Regions from separate parts of the Homo sapiens genome. Here region 2 is linked to region 1. A link is a loop called in an ENCODE intact Hi-C map of the cell type or tissue named here. Cell type or tissue: PC-9. All regions are shown on one strand. Each heading gives the region's core, and the rest is flanking DNA. Links, peaks and the distances in the headings are about the cores only.

Region 1 (10,313 bases), core at 2,125-10,124:
TAGGCTGGGTGCAGTGGCTCACTCCTGTAATCCCAGCACTTTGGGAAGCGGAGGCGGGTGGATCACTTGAGGACAGGAGTTCAAGACGAGTCTGGGTAACACAGCAAAACCCTGTCTCTACTGAAAAATATTTTTAAAAATTAGCCTGGTGTGGTGGTGCATGTCTGTAATCCCAGCTATGCTCAGGAGGCTGAGGCACAAGAACCCCTTGAACCTGGGAGGCAGGGGTTGCAGTGAGCAGAGATCTCGCCACTTGCACTCCAGCCTGGGTGATGGAGCGAGACTCTGTCTAAATAAATAAAAATACAAAAATTAGGCCTGGCACGGTGGCTTACATCTGTAATCTAGCACTTTGGGAGGCCGAGGTGGGTGGATCACCTGAGGTCAGGAGTTCGAGACCAGCCTGGCCAACATAGTGAAACCCCATCTCTACTAAAAATGCAAAAATTAGCCGGTCATAGTGGCACATGCCTGTAGTCTCACCTACTCCGGAGGCTGAAGCAGGAGAATTGCTTGAACCCAGGAGGCAGAGATTGCAGTGAGCTGAGATCGTGCAACTGCACTCCAGCCTGGGTGACAGAGCAAGACCCCATCTCAAAAATAAATAAATAAATAAATGCAAAAAATAAAAAGTGATTTAAAAGCCAGGGGCGATGGCTCATGGCTGTAATTCCAGTACTTTGGGAGGCTGAGGTAGGAGGATTGCTTGAGTCCAGGAGTTTAAGACCAGCCTGGGCAACACAGTGAGACCCCGGCTCTACAAAGAAATTTAAAAATTAGCTGGGTGTGATAGTGTGGACCTGTAGTCTCAGCTACTCCGGAGGCTGAGGTGGGAGGATCACTTCAGCCTGGGAGGTCAAGGCTGTGGTGAGCTGTAATGGTGGCACTGCAGCCTTGGCAACTCTGTGAGACCCTGTCTCAAAAATAAATAAATAAATGTATACATAAATAAGTGATTTAAGTTTATTCCTTTTTCTTTGTAACCAAAAGAGTCCACCTAAAACAAAACAAAAGTTGGAATCAAAAGTGGGTTTCCGTGGAAGTGATCCTGAGTCCGATAAGGATCCTGAGTCCGATAAGGAGCCTGGATAGTTGAAGTAGAATGTTTCTATCCAAGGTTTGCATGAGAGAGTCACTAATTAATCTGTCACCTGGGGGATCTTGGACTTTAAACATGGGCACTGTTAGCAGGCATTTGGTCAATTGGTGGCTTTAGCTCTGGGTCAATTCCAGGAGAGAAAGTGTATTTTGAGCTTTCTAGACTGGATTAGTTACTGTATTATAAATTCCTAGGGCACCTTGCCAAAGCTGTTCTGCTACTTTGTTTTAATGTCTGTCTGTCCCTCTGGATGGCAGACTTTGGAACAGCAGGCACTCAGAAGCATGGCCCATGTTCTAAGAGGCAGGAGCTGCTCCATGCATTGGGAGAAGATTGAAAACATTAAATAAGGAACCTCCTTGGGCTTTTCTCTCTGTCTCATGTCTCACTTTTATAAGCGTCCTCTGATGTCTTTCTTTTTTTTTTTTTTTGAGACAGTCTTGTTTTGTCGCCCAGGCTAAAGTTCAGTGGCATGATCTTGGCTCACAGCAACCTCCACCTCCTGGCTTCAAGCGATTCTCCTGCCTCAGCCTCCTGAGTAACTGGGATTACAGACACCTGCCACCATGCCCAGCTAATTTTTGTATTTTTAGTAGAGATGGGGTTTCACCATGTTGGCTAGGCTGGTCTTGAACTCCTGACCTCAAGTGATATGCCTGCCTCAGCCTCCCAAAGTGTTGGGATTACAGGCCACTGCGCCCAGCCTAAAACAACGTTTGAACATTAGAATTAAGAATTTTTTTTTTGTAGAGATTGGGGGGTGTCTCACTATGTTCCAGGCTGGTCCAGAACTCCTGAGCTCAACCTATCCTTCAGCCTTGACCTCCCAAAATGCTGGGATTACAGATGACAGCCACCTAACTCAGATACCACTTTCTTTTTAAATATAGACTTCCCGGGCCAGGTGCGGTGGCTCATGCTTGTAATCCCAGGAGGCCGAGGCGGGTGGATCAGCTGAGGTCAGGAATTTGAGATCAGCCTGACCAACATGAAGAAACCCTGTCTCTACTAAAAATACAAAATTAGCTGGGCATGGTAGCATATGCCTGTAATCCCAGCTACTCGGGAGGCTGAGGCAGGAGAATCACTTGAACCCAGGAGGCAGTGAGCCGAGACTGCACCATTGCACTCCAGCCTGGGCAACAAGAGTGAAACTCTGTCTCAAAAATAATAATAATAATAATAAATAAAAATAAAAATAGACTTCCAGCTGGGCGCAGTGGCTCACGCCTGTAATCCCAGCACTTTGGGAGGCCGAGACCGGTGGATCACGAGGTAAGAAGATCAAGACCATCCTGGCCAACATGGTGAAACCCCATCTCTACTAAAATACAAAAAATTAGCAGGGTATGGTGGCGCGCACCTGTAGTCCCAGCTATTTGGGAGGCTGAGACAGGGGAATTGCTTGAACCTGGGAAGTGGAGGTTTCAGTGAGCTGTGATCACGTCACTGCATTCCAGCCTGGGCAACAGAGACTCTGTCTCAAAAAAAAAAAAAATTAAAAATTAAATAAATAAAAATGGACTTCTATTTACTTTTAGTATTAATAGTATAAATAAGTATTGGTAGTAGGAGCATTAAAAGTCAAGCCAGCCATGGTGAAGTGAGGCTGCAGTTGATGCTACTCAGGAGGCCAAGGCAGGAGGATCATTTGACCTCAGGAGTTTGGGACCAGCGTGGACAACATAGCATAGCGAGACCCTGTCTTGATGAAAAAGTTAAAAAATTAGCCAAGTATGGTGGTGTGCGCCTGTGATCCCAGCTATTCAGGAGGCTGAGGCAGGAGGATCATTGAGCTCAGCAGGTCGAGGCTGCAATGAGCCAAGACTGCACCACTGTGCTCCAATCTGGGTGACAGGTGTACTTGCTGTTTTTTTTTTTTTTTTTTTTTTTTTGAGACGGAGTCTTGCTCTGTCACCAGGCTGGAGTGCACCGGCACGATCTTGGCTCACTGCAACCTCTGTCTCCTGGGTTCAAGATATTCTCCTGCCTCAGCCTCCTAAGTAGCTGGGATTACAGGCACGTGCCATCACACCCAGCTAATTTTTGTATTTTTAGTAGAGATGGGGTTTCACCATGTTGCCCAGGCTGGTCTCGAACTCCTGACCCCAGGTGATCCGCCCACCTTGGCCTCCCAAAGTGCTGGGATTACAGGTGTGAGCTACCGTGCCCAGCTGTAATTACTTCTTGCCTCCTTTCTGTTTGGGATTCCCACCTCATCAAACTGTTTAGGTACTGGGAGTTCTTAGTAGTTTTTCTCTGATATTGAATCCTTTCCTCCTGAACTTTGAACATCAGCTGGACCCTCTTCTGGCTTCTGCAGCGGCATCATCTCTGCCACCACCTTCTCTCTTTCTGAAGGCAAGCCCACAATGTGGTGGAAACTGCCCGTGAACGCAGCATCCATTCTTTGCTGATATGGGGATTCTCCTTCTCGATTCATTCTCGTCTTCTGCCTCTGCGCTGAAGTGAGAAGCAGATTCGAGATCTTTTCTTTTCTGTTTTTATTTTTTATTTGTTTTATTTTTTTTATTGCAGCAGAGGCTCACTCTGTTGCCCAGGATGGAGTGCAGTGGCGCAATCTGGGATCGCTGCAACCTCCACCTCCCAGGTTTAAGCAATTCTCCTGCCTCAGCCTCCTGAGTAGCTGGGATTACAGGCACGCACCACCACACCCGGCTAATTTTGTATTTTTAGTAGAGATGGGGTTTCTCCATGTTGGCCAGGCTGGTCTTGAATTCCTGACCTCAGGTGACCCGCCCGTCTCGACCTCCCAAAGTGCTGGGATTACAGGCGTGAGCCACCGCGCCTGGCTGAGATCTTTTCTAACAAGATGAACGGTATGGACTCTCCTTCCTGTACTGGTAAGTTGCAAGGACTTTTGTTTTCTCTTCTTTACCCAAGTTTGTGGAGAGATTGCCTCCTGGGGAGGGTGAGTGCTTAGCCCTGGCCCTGGGGCCGCCCTGGTGGCCTCCCTCTCCTCTTTCTCTCCATCTCCCCCTCCCCCACCCTCCACATTTTTATCCCTCTTTGAAATCACTTTGGAGTTTTTACCATTTTTGTTCATCTCTTTCCTAGGCACCAGCCCCCTTCTGCTCTGGTGTGCTGTTCTCCTCCAAGTCCAGATCTTCCTCTCTCCCGGGGTTTCTCACCGTTTCCCCACGGTGCCCAGGTTTTGTCAGCTCTTCATGGCTTTCTGTGAGGGCTTCATAAATACAGCAGAGATGTCACTGGTTACAGACATTTTCTCCCAGTTTGTTGTTTGCTTGCCTTTCGTTTCATAGTTTTTGCCCTACAGAAGTTGATGTATTTTTTCTTTTTCTTTATGGTCTCTGATTTGGGCTCTAGGGAAAGGAAGGAAGGCCTTCTTTCCTCTGAGATACTAATTAGTTCATTAATTCTTGTTTGGTCTATGACTTTCTTGGCTTCAGTTTTTTTTTCTTTTTCTTTTTTTTCTGGTCTCAAACTCCCTACCTCAGGTGATCCGCCCGCCTCAGCCTCCTAAAGTGCTGGGATTACAGGCGTAAACCACCGCACCTGGCCTCAAGTGGAACGCTTTACTTTTCTTTTTCTTTTTGTTTTTATTTCTGTAGAGATAGGGTTTCGCCATGTTGCCCAAGCTAGTCTTGAACTCCTGGCCTCAAGCAATCCTCCCACCTTGACCTCACAAAGTGCTGGGATTACAGGTTGGAACCACCACCCCTGACCTGAAAATTCTTTGGTTTTTTTTTTTTTGTTTTTTTTTGTTTTTTGAGACAGAGTCTCACTCTGTCACCCAGGCTGGAGGGTGCAATGGTAGGATCACCACTCACTGCAACTTCTGCCTCCCAGGTTCAATTGATTCTCCCCCATTTCCACTTCAGCCTCCTGAGTAACTGGGACTACAGGTGCATGCCACCAACCGGACTAATTTTTTTTTTTTTTTTTTCCTGAGACAGAGTCTCGCTCTGTCGCCCAGGCTGGAGTGCAGTGGCGTGATCTCGGCTCACTGCAAGCTCCGCCTCCCGGGTTCACGCCATTCTCCTGCCTCAGCCTCCCGAGTAGCTGGGACTACAGGTGCCCGCCACCACGTCCGGCTAATTTGTTGTATTTTTAGTAGAGACGGGGTTTCACTGTGTTAGCCAGGATGGTCTCCATCTCCTGACCTCGTGATCCGCCCACCTCGGCCTCCCAAAGTGCTGGAATTACAGGCGTGAGCCACCCTGCCCTCCCTGAAAATCCTCATATATTAAGCCAAGAAAAGGGAGATATATTGGAAAGAGGCTGAGTTTCCTCATTCCATCAAAGGACTTGTGGGCAGCCAGCCTGTAGCAGCTCTGCTGGGCCTCAGGTATTCCTGGGGCGGGGCGGGAACGCTGAGGCGCATTCTTGTCTCTGCTCGTCTGCGTCTCAGCTGCATTCTCTCTTACACACGTAAAAAACGAGGAATGAACATGGCAGCCCATGCATCCAGGTTTCATAGCTTGTGGCAGCAGAGACAGACTGCTTTCCTGTGTTTTGTTTGAGAACATTCCCAGGGAAGGGACTTTCTTTGGCCTGGCTTGGGTCAGGTGTCCTCCTGAGACCAGTCCACTCTGGCCAGGGGTGGGCTGTCTCCGTTCCAGGCAGATCCTCTGGGCCCACAGGATTGGAGACGGACAGTTCTCAGAAGAAGGGAAGGTGCTGGAAGATAAAGCACCCGTGACTTCATGTATTTCCCTCATACGGGCTCGTGCCTGTAATTCCAGCACTTTGGGAGGCCGAGGCGGGTGGGTCGCCTGAGGTTAGGAGTTCGAGACCAGCCTGGCCAACATGGTGAAACCCCGTCTGTACTAAATATACAAAAATTAGCTGGGTGTGGTGGTGCGGCCTGTAGTCCCAGCTACTCGGGAGGCTGAGGCAGGGTAATCGCTTGAACGCGGGAGGTTGCAGTGAGCTGAGATTGCGCCACTGCATTCCAGCCTGGCCAGAGAGGGAGACTCCGTCTCGAAAAAAAGAAAATAGAAATCCGGGTCTACTACACCTCCCTGCTCTGGTTCAGCTGAACCTACTTCTGTCCACAAATCAAGAGCAGGTCTTTGTGTGGAGTGGAGAGGGGGCCCTCCTCTGGCCAGCCTGGGGATATTTGTGCTGTGAGGGCACTGAAGGCAGAGAGGCCGCGGCCTGGCAGCCTGGCCGCTGGAGTCAGCTGCAGCTGTTCTGCGCTGCTAGCCAGAAGCCGGCAGGCGACGGGAGTGGCTTCCTGTTGAGCTAGTTCTTTTGGGTCTTACTTGGAAGTCAAAGCATCCCGGGGTGTGTGTGTCTGTGTGTGTGTCTGTGTGTGTGTGTGGGTCCATGCCTGTGTCTGTGTGTATGTGTGTATCTGGGTCTGTGTGTGTGTGTGTGTGTCTGGGTGTGTGTGTGTGTGTCTGGGTGTGTGTGTGTGTCTGTGTTTGCGTGTCTATGTGTCTGTGTCTGCGTGTGTCTGTGTGTATCTGCGTGTGTCTGTGAATGTGTGTGTGTGTGTGTGTCCGTGGCTGTGTGTGTGGCTGTGTGTGTGTCTGTGTTTCTGTGTGTGTTTGTGTGTCTGTGTCTGTGTGTGTGTGTGTCTTTGTGTCTGTGTCTCTGTGTGTCTGTGTGTGTGTCTGTGTATCTGTGTATGTGTGTGTCTCTGTGTGTGTGTGTGTGTGTGTCTGTGTGTCTGTGTGTCTGTGTGTGTAGGGGAATTGTCAGGCAGCCCATTCAGGTTCTGGGGAATTTTCATTATGAAAATACGAACCATCAGCCCTGGCTAGCAGGCCTGTGCCTGACTCCACTAACTCGGCAGGAAGTCTCAGCCCCCGAGGCAGTCCTCACTGTGAGCAAACCAAACCTAGACAAAGACGGTGGCTGAGCGTTGCTCCCAGCGCTGGCAGGAACGGTGGCTGAGCTTTGCTCCCAGCACTGGCAGGAACGCACTGCTGTGATGTGGGAAGTGGCAAGAGCCCCTTCCGGAAACTCCTCCAGCATGAGGAGCAAGGCAAGCCCCTGGGATGCACTGGTCACTCACAAGTTGCAGCTCCAGCCCCTGGCTCTCAGGTGAATGCGGTCTATGTGTGAGGCCCATGGCCACTGCAGCCTTCCAGGAATGAGGATTTCTACTCACTGTAACCCGCACCTCTCCTATGCAGGTTGTTGGCTCAAATGTAGTTTTGTTAACTATTGCATTTTATTATTATTATTATTTTGAGACAGAGTCTCACTCTGTCACCAGGCTGGAGTGCAATGGCACGATCTAGGCTCACCGCAACCTCTGACTGCCTGGTTCAAGGGGATTCTCCTGCCTCAGCCTCCCGAGTAGCTGGGATTACAGGTGTAATCCCCTGGCTAATTTTTTGTATCTTTAGTAGAGACGGGGTTTCACCATGTTGATCAGGCTGGTCCCAAACTACTGACCTCGTGATCCGCCCGCCTCGGCCTCCCAAAGTGCTGGGATTACTGGTGTGAGCCACCGTGCCCGACTAAGTTTTCTATTTTTAGTAGAGACAGGGTTTCACCATGTGGGTCAGGCTGGTCTTGAACTCCTGATCTCAAGTGATCCACCTGCCTTGGCTGCCCAAAGTGCTGGGATTACAGGCACGAGCCACCTCACCCAGCCCACTATTGCATTTTCTATGTTGTGGGGTGTGTGTGTGATGTATTGTTTATACATGATGTAGTTGTGGTGCTTAAGTTGAGGATTTAGCCCATCATTTGGAGAATGGATGGAAATCAGACCTGAGTGAAACTACTTAGAGCAGGGGACACTGGACTCTGGGCTGAGAGTGTTTTTTTTTTTTTTTTTTTTTTTTGAGACTGAGTCTTGCTCTGTCACCAGGCTGGAGTGCAGTGGCGTGATCTTGGCTCACTGCAAGCTCCGCCTCCCGGGTTCACGCCATTCTCCTGCCTCAGCCTCCCGAGTAGCTGGGACTACAGGCGCCCGCCACCATGCCCGGCTAATTTTTTTTTTTTAATTTTTAGTAGACACGGGGTTTCACCATGCTAGCCAGGATGGTCTTGATCTCCTGACCTCGTGATCCGCCCGCCTCGGCCTCCCGAAGTGCAGGGATTACAGGCGTGAGCCCCCGCGCCCGGCCCGGAGTGTTTTCTTGAAGGACCCTTGCCATAATCACTTTTTTTTTTAATTCCCCCAATCATTTATCCTTTAAGTTACCAACCATGCAATTACACTCTTAAGTTTTTTTTAACATGTACAATGAAATTATTATTGACTACAGTCACTCTGTTGTGCTATCAAATAGTAGGTCTTATTCTATTTTTTTTGTACCCATTAACCATCCCCACCATCCACCTACCTGCCCACTACCCTTCCCAGCCTCTGGTAACCATCCTTCTACTCTCTATGTCCATGAGGTCAATTGTTTTGATTTTTAACTCCCACAAATAAGTGAGAACATGCAATGATTGTCTTTCTGTGCCTGGCTTATTTCACCTAACATAATGATCTCCAGTTCCATTCATGTTGTTGCAAATGACAGGATCTCATCCTTTTTTATGGGTGAATGGTGCTCCATTGTGTATATGTACCACATTTGCTTTATCCATTCATCTGTGTTTTTCTTTTTTCTTTTTTTTTTAAACAGTTTTCTCTCTTGTTTCCCAGGCTAGGATGCAGTGGCATGATCTTGGCTCACCATTCATCTGTTTTTTAAAATTTTATTTATTTATTTACAGATGAGGTCTCACTATATTGCCCAGGCTGGTCTTGAACTCCCAGGCTCAAGCAATTCTCCTACCTCAGCCTCCCAGTGATGACCAATGATGCTGAGCACGTTTTCTTATACCTGTTTGGCATTTGTGTGTCTTATTTTGAGAAGCGTCTATTCAAATCTTCTGCCCTCTTTTTGATCAGATTATTAGATTTTTTTTCTCATAATCACTTTTTGAAGCAAGATTTCAAGTTTGAATCCTGCTGGGGAGGATAGAGTGAATTTATATTAACTGTATTAATTTATGTATATTTCATATATTTGTATATATTTCAGCTCTAGCAGTGAGAATGGCATCCTGGCAGGCCGTTTTGGGAGCTAAACATATAGGAGAAGTGGGCTGGGTTGCTAGAGGGTGAATTACCAGACATGTGGTGTCAGGGCCTGCCACACCCACTATCCATCCTAAACAAGGCAGTCTTAGGCCAACCCCATGATCCTTCTTCAGTGTTGGCACCCCAAGCCCTCAGAGCATCAGGCAGTAGCAACGGGAACAAAAGTGCTGCCTCTGCAGAGAGAAGCCAAGAAGTTGGTCTGGGGCTAAGACCATGGTGAAATGATGCACAGGTGACGAGAAAGCAGAAACTACACAGTAGAAAGGGGACATGCAAAGTAGGGGGAATGGGCAGTGCTGACGAAGTGAGAGGAGCAGAGAGCGGACAGAGCGGCAGAGACAGATCAGGAGACAGGCTCTGGAGCTGCCTTGGCCTCTGACACTGGTCTAGTAAGTTCCAGTCCATGTGCAAGACTACAGGAAACCTAGGAGAAACTTCATTTTTTTGTTTTTTGAGATGGAGTCTCACTCTGTCACCCGGGCTGGAGTGCAGTGGCACGATCTCGGCTCACTGCAACCTCCGTCTCCCAGGTTCAAGTGATTCTCCTGCCTCAGCCTCCCGAGTAGCTGGGATTACAGGTGCCAGCCACCACACCCAGCTAATTTTTGTGTTTTTAGTAGAGATGGGGTTTCACCATGTTGGCCAGACTGGTCTCGAACTCTTGACCTCAGGTGGTCCACCTGCCTTGGCCTCCCAAAGTGCTGGGATTACAGGTGTTGAGCCACCGCATCCAGCCGGAAACTTCATTTTTTTGAGATAGGGTCTCGCTTGTCACCCAGGCTGGAGTGTAGTGTGATCGTAGCTCACTGTGTCCTTGATCTCTTAGGGTCAAGCAATCCTCCCGCCTCAGCCTCCTAAGTAGCTGGGACTACAGGCATGCACCATGATGCCTGGCTAATATTTTTTGTTGTTGTTTATTTATTTTTGTAGAGATGGGGGGTCTCACTGTGTTGCCCAGGCTGGTCTTGAACTCCTGGGCTCAAGTGATGCTCCAGCCTCAGCCTCCCAAATAGTTAGGATTACAGGCATGAGCCACTGTGCCTGGCCAAAACCTTGCTTTTCTGACAGATCTGATTCACCCTAGCTACAGATTCTATAGCACCTGTTTATTTTTATGCTTCTCATAGTCTGGCATCACTGGCTGTTGATAGGTCTCTGTCATTAGATGATAAC
Region 2 (10,313 bases), core at 2,314-10,313, 270 kb after region 1:
TGGGAAGCTGAGGTGGGAAGATCACTTGAGCCTGGGAGGTGGAGGCTACAGTCAGCTGTGACCATGCCACTGCACTCCAGCTTGAGTGACAGAGCAAGACCCTGTCTCAAAAACAAAACAAAACAAAAAACACCCATTACCTTACACAGTTTTGGGAGTCAGTTGGTTCTAGTTCAAGAGTCTTATGAGGTTTCAGTCAAGAGATTGGCTGTAGTCATCTGAAGTCTTAACCGGGGCAGGAGGATCTGTTTCCAAGATGGCTGCCCCACGTGGTTGGTAGTTGGAGGGTTCAGTTCCTCACTGGCTCGTAGCAGGAGGGCTCAGTTCCTTGCCACGTGGACCTCTCCATAGAGTTTCTTGAGTGACCTCATGACATAGTAGTTAATTTCTCTCAGAGAAAGCAGAACAAGAAAGAGGGAGAGTGGGGAGGGAGGAGACGGAAAGCCCTAATGTCTTTTAGGACCTAGCTTTGGAAGTCACACACATCATTTCATACTGCATTGGCTTTGCAGACCAACCCAGACACAATGTAGGAGACTATGGAAAGGCATGCATATCAGGAGGTCGGAATCACTGGGGGATGTTTTAAAGAATGGCCACCACGAGCATGCCCTCTGAATTCTGGTGATTTACATTCCTTCCACATGCAAAATACACTCGCTCCCTCTCAAGCTACCCCAAAGTCGAATCCCATTATAGCATCAGCTCAAAGTCTAGAATTTCATCATCTAAATCAGGTCCATGTATAGATGAGATTTCTCAACTGTATTACCTTAAGTATACTTCCAGAATACAATTCCTCCTCTTCTTTTTTTTTTTCTTTTTTAAAGAAGTTTCACTCTGTTGCCCAGGCTGGAGTGCAGTGGCACGATCTCAGGTCACTGCAATCTCTGCCTCTGGGGTTCAAGCGATTCTCCTGCCTCAGCCTCCTGAGTAGCTGGGATTACAGGTGTCCACCACCATGCCTGGCTACTTTTTGTATTTTTAGTAGAGATGAGGTTTCACCATGTTGGTCAGGCTGGTCTTGAACTCCTGAACTCAGCTGATTCTCCCACCTCGACCTCCCAAAGTGCTGGGATTACAGGCATGAGCCACCGTGCCTGGGCTCCTCTTCTTCTGAAGACCTGTAAACTAAAGAGAAAGTCATCTGACCCCACCCCCAACATACAATGTTGGAACAGGCATAGGCTAACCACCATAGATATCCCTATCCAAGACGGGAAGAAATGGCCTGGGTCTTTCCTCTCCCATCACAACTGCATCATAATCTAACCTCACTCAGTCTACCCACAAGTTACTGTGAATTACTTTTGGAAGCCTTCCCAACTCTTCAATCACACTTTTAATCTGCAAGAAAATTACTGGGTTTGTGCCATTTCTATGGAAGATGAATTTTACCCACCACATTTTGATTTTTCTGAATTTCACTTATAAAAAAAACCTTTTGGTTGGGCACGGTGGCTCACACCTGTAATCCCAGCACTTTGGGAGGCTGAGGCAGGCTGATCACATGAGGCCAGGAGTTCGAGACTAGCCTGGCCAACATAGCGAAAACCCATCTCTACTAAAAATACAAAAAATTAGCCGGGCATGGTGGCAGGCGACTGTAATTCCAGCTACTCGAGAGACTAAGGCAGGAGAATTGCTTGAGCCCGGGAGGCAGAGGTTTTAGTGAGCCAAGATCGCGCCACTGCACTCCAGCCTGGGCGACAAGAGCAAAACTCCTTCTCAAAAAAAGAAAAAAAAAAAAAGCTCAACTTTACTCATAATAAGGGTAATGCAAATTAAAATTAAAACTAGGGTACCATTTTTCACCTATCCGATTGGCTAAGGTAAGGTTATGAACACACCATTGGCAAGAGTGAGGAAGAATGGGCATTCTCATACACAGTCCACTGGTGGGAGTCTAAATCAGTACAACTTTCTACAGAGGGCAATTGAGCAGTTTCTGCCTAAATTCGATATGCTTTTGGTCCAGAAATTCTATCTCCAGGGTTTTGTTCTACAGAGATACTTTCATACGAGAAATGCTGTATATGCGAGGTTTATTTCTTTCAGCACTTTTTCATAGCTACAAAAGATTACTAATAACCTGTGTCCACTACAAGAGACTAGTAGAATTTATGGCGTTACAGCAAATGGCAGCCTTAGCAAAGAACAAGGAAGCTCTTTATGCATGGATATGGAATGACCTCCTGTTGCACTATGGAAAAACGAGATGCAGAATAAGGCATGCTACAATGTGCAGAAAAAGACAAAGATAGGCGTGTATTTGCTCAGTAATATTAGTGCACAGAAGAGACTGGTAACTGTGATTGCTGGGAGTGGAGCAACTGGGTGGCTTGGGGCCAAGAGGAGGGAGAAACTAGTGAATATCACTTTGTACCTTTTGAATTTTGAATCACATGAATGTACTTCCCAGTAAACAATTAAGCAGGGCCGGACATGATGGCTCATGGCTGTAATCCCAGCACTTGGGGAGGCCGAGGCAGGTGGATCACTTGAGGTCAGGAGTTCAAGACCAGCCTGGCCAACATGGTGAAACCCCATCTCGACTGAAAATACAAAAAGTAGCCGGGCATGTTGGTGGGTGCCTGTAATCCCAGCTACTCTGGAGGCTGAGGCAGGAGAATCGCTTGAACCCGGCAGGTGGAGGTTGCAGTGAGCCGAGATCACACCACTGTACTCTAGCCCGGGCAACAGAGCAAGACTCCATCTCATTAAAAAAAAAAACACCAAAAACAAAAAACAAGCAAACCAGAAAATATGCATCACAGACATATTTTCGTGGACTTCATTTGTGTTACCAGGCTGATTGTAATCCATGCCATGAAGTTTATGTTAGTATTCCCCTTTTGTTTACATTGCCTGATAATTTGTTTCCCTTTGTCTCCCCCAAGGGAAGCATTCATTTATAATGAATTTTTCAGCTCAGTGTGTTTCAGCAAACACTTATTGACACCCACAAACCCTGACACTGTGCCGTCTCCAGGGGAAACAAAAGTGAGAGTCCTGCTGGGTGTGTAGTCCCTGCCTAGGACGGGCTCACATTAGTGGGGGATACACACATACAAATGCTCACACTGCAGTATTAACTGTGCAACAGTAGAAGTGTGCGCAAGGAGAAAAGTGTTAGAAAGGAAAGCTGGGCCGGGCGCCGTGGCTCACACCTGTAATTCCAGCACTTTGGGAGACTGAGGTGGGTGGATCACAAGGTCAGGAGTTCAAGACCAGCGTGGCCAACATGGAGAAACCCCGTCTCTACTAAAAATACAAAAATTATCCAGGCATGGTGGCAGGCGCCTGTAATCCCAGCTACTCGGAAGGCTGAGGCAGAGAATTGCTTGAGCCCGGGAGGCAGAGGTTGCCGTGAGCCGAGATCGTGCCATTGCACTCCACCCTGCATTCCAGGGTGACAGAGTGAGACTCTATATCTCAAAAAAAAAAAAAAAAGGAAAGCTAATTCACTCTGGTGGGGTGGTGGGGGGTGAAAGTACCGGGTAAGACTTTCCTGAGAAACCGGAGGTGAACTAGGGTTTAGAAGCATGAATAGATGAATAGACTAATCCAGGAGCAAGTTCTTTTGAGAGAACAGCAGGTGGGGTTCTGGGGAACACATGGCTCCAGCCCAAAAAGAAACTGGAGACGAATTAGGGTTTAGAAGCATGACCAGACTAACCCAGAAGTGAGTTCTTTGAGAGAACAGCAGGGGCGGCGGGGGGAGGGGGGGTTCCGGGGAACACATGGCTCCAGCACAGGAGATGCCAGGGTGCAGTGGGATGAGAGGTGAGGAGAGCAGGTCAGGTTAGCAAGGGCATTGAATGCCAGAAACATTTGGACTTTTATTCTGCAGGCAACAGGGAGGCAGCGGCTTTTATGCTCAAAAGGAATGAGTCCCAGTGGCTGGCACAGAGAAGGCAAGTGTGCAAAGCTGGTCGAATGAATTCCGTGGCCTGAATGTACCTTCCTCAAATGCCACTGCAAACTGGGTCTCCTCGCCCACTTCACCCTCTCCTGCAATCCAACTTGTGAGGCTTGTGTGTGCGCGCGCGTGTCCTTGCGTGTGTGTGTGTGTGCACGCGTGCGTTTAGATGGAGGTTGGCTTCCCAGCCACCCAGGCTTGGCCCAAAGTCCGTGGTACACACGTGCATAACTCCTACCCCCACCTCGCCTGCCTGCTGTACCAGGCGTTGATTCCCTCTTCCTGCGTGTTTTCGGTCCAAATCCTTTTCTTTTTCTCCCTCCCGTCAAGATAGTGGTTTCCACTCCCTGCTCTCGCCAGGACACCGCCTTTTGGACTGGGGCTGAATTCTGCCCCTTGAAGCTCTGCTCCTTGGAGCTGGGGGCCCCAGCGGTAGGCGGAGTTGATTGGAGACCTGCCACCCACATTCCGACCCCAAGCGACCTCCGAGAGGGCGGGGTCTCAGGCTGGGTTATTTAGCTCGTCCACCCTTCTCCACCAGAAGGAGCGAAACATCTTTGAGCAAGATGGGTCTCTACCGCATCCGCGTGTCCACTGGGGCCTCGCTCTATGCCGGTTCCAACAACCAGGTGCAGCTGTGGCTGGTCGGCCAGCACGGGGAGGCGGCGCTCGGGAAGCGACTGTGGCCCGCACGGGGCAAGGTGAGCTCCCCAGAGCCGGGCGGGGTGGGCTGCGCCCCTGGCTCCGAGTCAGTCAAATACCGGGGAGGACATGCGCCCCCGTTGGCCTCTGGCCGATTCTCTTTGCCAAGGGCCCGCGCATTGGGCTCAAAGCGCGCGGAGGCCACGGGGGTGGGGGGCTTTAGGGCAGTCGGTGGCACACAGTAAGCGCTCAATAAATGTTGCCGCTACCCGATCTCCTTGGAATTGAGGGCATGCTCCTGTGCGCCCCTCATTGCACAAAGCTCCCTTGTCTGGAAACTCAGCAGTCACTGGAGCCGCCGTCGGTCCTCTCGCTTTCTCTATTTTAAAAACCGTTTCAACCGCTAGCGCTGTTGGATCTCTACCTTTCAGGCTTTATCACCTGGGGTGGAGTGGGTGGTGAGAGGGAAGGGATGGGGAGTCAAGACAGGAGAACGCTCTCGATTTCCCGACCCACCTCCCGTCATATCTCATGTCACATCTACCGGGTGTTCTACCCGGTCCTGTTAACTTTTTTTCTTCCGCGAAAGCCCAAATTCCCATCACTGCTCTAGCTCTCTCCCAGATCCCCAAATCCGGATGTCTGTCTCAGGGAACGTCAAAGCAACATGCCCGGATGAGGTCCTCCCCTCTCCCCACCTCCCAGCCCTCTCCTCCTGCCTCCCCCGGTGTCACCCGCGCCTCCTTCCTCTCTTCACCTCCCTCTAAACAAGAATCCGGCGCAGTCAGTTCTAGACCCTGAGCATCTCCCGCGTCCCTGCCCAATATCCGTCCCGCCCCCGACCGCCCGCGTCCTCTTGAACCTGCGGAGCCCTGCTCCCCGCACTCCACGCCCTTGCTCCGAGCTTCCGAGAAAGCGGGGCAAAGGGAGCCAGGAAGAGAGAAAATGCGCACGGAGCAGGTGGCCCCGCGACTCCATGGTGAGGGGACGGGGCACGGAAGGTGGAAAGGCGCGCTCCCTCCTCCCTTTTTTCCTCCCTATGGTGGGCAGTTGGTGACACACAGTAAAGGCTCAATAAATGTTCCCGCTACTCGATCTCCTTGGAATTAAGGGGATGCTCCTGAGCGCCCCTCATTCCACACAGCTCTGGTGCCTGGAAACTGCGGTCGCCGGAGCGGTCGTCGGTCCTCCCGGTTTCTCTATTTTAAAAGCCATTTCAAACCTCCAGCGGCCTCGCCACCTCTGCTGCAGACCTTCCAAGCCCTTCTGAAGCCGGAATGATTTCTCCCTAATTCACTCCCCCTGCTTAACACATTCGAACGGCTCCCGCTTGTTCTCGGGACCAAATCCAAAGCCCCTGGCGCCACCTTCGAGAGCCTCCGGACCTGCTGACCCCCCACACCTGGGCTCTGAGCTCCAGCTCCAAGATGCTGCTCGCCCTCCCTTCCCCGCCGCTCTCTTTCTGCGCGCCTTTCCCCTGCCTTCCCTTTCTGTCACTCTCCCTGGCTGAGCCCTCTCCGCCTCCAGGTCTCCGGGAAGGTTGTCCCCAGGCCGGTGGGGCCCCTGCAGGTCCTCAGCCTCGGGCGGGGTGGGGTGGGGGGTCGCACAGCGGGAATTGCCACCAGCGCGTCCGGGCTCCACAGCGCGCTCGTCCAGGGCGCGGCAGCGCTCAGCCCAGCGCTTGGCACAGTCAGTGACCACAGGGAGGAGAAAGTGAAGGCAGGAGCGCACCTTCCCACCTGCCGTCCCCGTCCCCTCAGAACCGAGTCCTGGGGCCACCTGCTCGGCGCGGTCCCTCTCTCTCTGGCTCAGTCCCCGCACCCCGATACGTCTCCTCCTCTCAGAGGCTCCGAGGAAGGGCGTGGGCGCTGGAGGGAGCAGGGCTCAGCCGGGTGCCCCTCCCGCCAGGCCCCACCGGGGCTGAGCCTCTTCTGTCGCCCGCAGGAGACAGAACTCAAGGTGGAAGTACCGGAGTATCTGGGGCCGCTGCTGTTTGTGAAACTGCGCAAACGGCACCTCCTTAAGGACGACGCCTGGTTCTGCAACTGGATCTCTGTGCAGGGCCCCGGAGCCGGGGACGAGGTCAGGTTCCCTTGTTACCGCTGGGTGGAGGGCAACGGCGTCCTGAGCCTGCCTGAAGGCACCGGTAAGCGCGGGGCTGAGGGTGTCAGGAGGCCTCTGGGCTGTGTGAGAAGCTGGGGGGATGCGCGTGTGGAGAAGAGGGCGCAGGATGGGGGTGCTGGAACCTGGAGCGCCGGGGTCTTTGGGGGTGTCGAAGGGGCGGTGGCTGCAGCTGGCACAAAGTGGCTGGAGCCTGGGGGAGGGGCGTGATGCTGAAGGGGCAGAGGCCACACAGAAGGACGGGGTGCTGAGGCTCTCCTGGCAGAGACAAGAAGAGGCGCTCACCAAAAGTCACTGGCCAAGTCCTCCTCTGTCCTTCTAGGCCGCACTGTGGGCGAGGACCCTCAGGGCCTGTTCCAGAAACACCGGGAAGAAGAGCTGGAAGAGAGAAGGAAGTTGTACCGGTGAGCCCTCCTCCCCTGACCCCACGTGAGCTGCTGATGCTTCCAGCACCCATACTTGATTTCCTTCCTGCCCCACAGGTGGGGAAACTGGAAGGACGGGTTAATTCTGAATATGGCTGGGGCCAAACTATATGACCTCCCTGTGGATGAGCGATTTCTGGAAGACAAGAGAGTTGACTTTGAGGTTTCGCTGGCCAAGGGGTGAGAGCAAGGGGAGGCTGGGTGAGAGGGAGGTGTCCTGGTCTAGTGGAAGCCAAGGGGCTTATGGGCTGCACTGCATTGGACTGGCCCAGGATCGGTGCCTGTGGTCGTCATGTTAGAGCCTCAGAATGATGCTCAAACCCTTTGCCCCATCCTGCCCTGAAGGCTGGCCGACCTCGCTATCAAAGACTCTCTAAATGTTCTGACTTGCTGGAAGGATCTAGATGACTTCAACCGGATTTTCTGGTGTGGTCAGAGCAAGCTGGCTGGTCAGTCCCCCACCCCAGTATGTCTCCCAACCCCCCAGATCCCACCCAGATCCCACCCAACCCAGGGGAATTGAAAGAAGCAGGGTGGGGAGACCAGAGACTTGGGTCCCTCTGGTGGGCTGGAGTCAAGGAGGCATGGTTGGTGGGGTTGGAAGGACCAAGAGCTCAGATCCCACAACTTGCTCAACAACTGCCTTCCCCAGAGCGCGTGCGGGACTCCTGGAAGGAAGATGCCTTATTTGGGTACCAGTTTCTTAATGGCGCCAACCCCGTGGTGCTGAGGCGCTCTGCTCACCTTCCTGCTCGCCTAGTGTTCCCTCCAGGCATGGAGGAACTGCAGGCCCAGCTGGAGAAGGAGCTGGAGGTATGGACATCAGAGCCCTGAGGAAGCTCAGCAGTGAAGTGGGGTGGCCTAGTGCCAATGATGCTGCTGCGGGACCCACTGTGGGCCTGGCTTGCTGCCAGCCAGCAAGGACGGATTCTGCAGGAGAGGTCCTGAGGGACCCTGGAGAAGCTCAGCTGCTCGGCCTCCTTCCTACACGAGAGTAGCTGCGGAGGGAGGGCGTGCAAGATGGAATGGTTGATAGAAACAAGGTCAAATGAAGAAATGTGACTGGCCCCTGGTGCTAGGGATTCGGGGAGTGTGCAGAGTAAGAGAGTCAGGATCAGAGTGCTGTGGCTGTTCATCAGGAGGCGATATGGAACAACAGAGAGGAAATTCATGGGATTAAGGGCAGATAGGCTTGGATGTGAATCCTGGTTCTGCTATTTGTAAGCTGTGTGACCTCAGGCAAAATACCCAACCTCTCTGATTATCTGTTTCCTCTTCTGTAAAATTGAGGCTCATTCAACTAGGTATAAAAATTATAAGGCTGAGCACAGTGACTCACACCTGTAATCCCAGCACTTTGGGAGGCTGCAGGAGGATCACCTGAGCCCAGGAGTTGGAGACCAGCCTAGGCAACGTGGTGAAACCCTGTCTCTACAAAAGTACAAAAATTATCACCTGTAATCTTTGGTGTAGTGGCATGCACCTGTAGTCCCAGCTACTTGGGAGGCTGAGGTGGGAGGATCACCTGGGCCCAAGGAAGTCAAGGCTGCAGTGAGCCGTGGTGATCCTGCCACGCACTCCAGCCTGGGCAGCACGGTAAGACCCTGATTAAAAAAAAAAATGATATGAGGAAGTAAGCACATGATCCATTACCTGGTATAAAGTAGATGATGGAGACGAGTTAGCTCCACTCTCTTCCCCCTTGGAGGAATCCGAGTAGGAAGAAGATGCTTTATGTTGATAGCAGCCCTTGACCTCTTCCCCCACCCAGGGAGGCACACTGTTCGAAGCTGACTTCTCCCTGCTGGATGGGATCAAGGCCAACGTCATTCTCTGTAGCCAGCAGCACCTGGCTGCCCCTCTAGTCATGCTGAAATTGCAGCCTGATGGGAAACTCTTGCCCATGGTCATCCAGGTGAGAGGACTCAGGATTTCTGCTCCCAGTCTCTGGCTTTTGAGAAAGCTCAGCCCCTTATCAAAATTTACTGAGCACCATCTGCAAAGGCACTGGGCTAAGGCACCTGGGAGACGCGAAAGGAGGAAATGCGCCAAGTCTCTATTCGAAGGCCTTGCAGTGTAGCTGGAGAGACAGACTGGGCCAGTCTGCAGAAGCTCCAGGACTGAGGAAGTCCCTGAGGACAGAGACAGCCCAGGAGGGATTGGGGAGGTGGGGTGTCACGAGCTTTGGAGGAGGGCCAGGTCTCAGACAAGCAGGAGGGAGAGGAAGGACCGGTCCTCAGGGGCAAGACAGACTGGGCAGAGGCTGAGGTAGAGGAGTCAGGCAATTCCTAGGGGACAGTTGGACCAGAAGCCAGACTAAGCCAGGCTAAGGAGTATGAGGTGGGAAGCTGGAGAAGGCCGTGATGAAACGTGCTGTGGGCACGCGGTGTGGGCAGTGGTGTTTAGGGTGGGTTGGAGAGGGGAGATGCTAGAAATAGGGACTGGGGCAACATGCCCCAGCACTGACCCCAGGAGGAGGGGAGCTCGGATGTGGGTAGTGACCATCAGGATGGAGAGGACAGGTGGATGCGAGTGCAGAGGGAGATCAAGGAGAGGGGAAAGGGGAGCCAGGCCAGTTGCCTGCAGAAATAGCACCGATAAAGAGAACAGGGTGCCCAGGTGGATTTTTGTCTGGCCAATGTTGAGGTAACGGGAAGACACTTAAATTATCCAGCAGGCAGCTGAGAACAAGAGATTCAGTCATTTGTGTAGAGGTGGGGCCAAAAGATGAGTTTTCAAAAAACAGTGTGGGATGGAGGAAGCAGGTGGTTTGAATCTTGTCCACACTGTGGGAACTGAAAGGGGAAGTGGAGGCTGGAGGAGGCACCAGAAGAGCAGTTTCTGCAGAATGCTGGAGGCAAAGCAGCTTGCAGGGTGCTAATGCACTGAGCGGGCAGGAAGGGGAGGGGAGGAAACGGGAGCCGTAGGGAGCGGCAGGAGTGAGATGGGGAAAGCAGAACAGGTTTGGAGGACGAAGGGTGAGGTTAACATGCAAGGGGGGCGGGAATCGCTGAGTGCCTGGCACTCATGCCTTCTCTCCCCACACTTGTCCCTGCTCCAGCTCCAGCTGCCCCGCACAGGATCCCCACCACCTCCCCTTTTCTTGCCTACGGATCCCCCAATGGCCTGGCTTCTGGCCAAATGCTGGGTGCGCAGCTCTGACTTCCAGCTCCATGAGCTGCAGTCTCATCTTCTGAGGGGAC

Evidence for each region. Peaks named below come from ENCODE experiments on the same cell type or tissue, not always from the same donor. Only the 100,000 strongest peaks of a DNase experiment are listed, where the experiment ranks them.
Region 2: it touches region 1 in a loop (6-fold over the local background); 2 of 110 quality-filtered maps call a loop at or near these places.

Annotation. Positions count from the first base shown.
Region 1 is chr17:4,905,141-4,915,453 of GRCh38, reverse strand. It overlaps a transcript of CHRNE not described here and a transcript of C17orf107 not described here. Among named protein-coding and RNA genes, the nearest start is that of CHRNE, 7.2 kb to the right of the region's middle. RefSeq lists enhancers at 5,126-5,952, 6,170-6,339, 5,953-6,778, 6,779-7,605. In PC-9, for the core only: CTCF peaks have their summits at 5,962 and 6,165 (motif pointing left); DNase peaks (open chromatin) are centred at 5,433 and 6,193; H3K27ac peaks cover 1,037 bases.
Region 2 is chr17:4,635,827-4,646,139 of GRCh38, reverse strand. It overlaps ALOX15 (arachidonate 15-lipoxygenase), which reads left to right and starts at 4,462. Exons shown (of 14, transcript NM_001140.5): 1 at 4,462-4,623; 2 at 6,509-6,710; 3 at 7,008-7,089; 4 at 7,168-7,290; 5 at 7,456-7,559; 6 at 7,763-7,923; 7 at 8,882-9,025; 8 at 10,172-10,313. The coding sequence starts at 4,489. LOC105371499 (a long non-coding RNA gene) reads right to left here and starts at 1,131. Exons shown (of 3, transcript XR_001752768.2): 1 at 141-1,131. RefSeq lists an enhancer at 7,019-8,218. In PC-9, for the core only: no CTCF peak of the experiment used is centred there; a DNase peak (open chromatin) is centred at 7,169; H3K4me3 peaks cover 864 bases; H3K27me3 peaks cover 640 bases.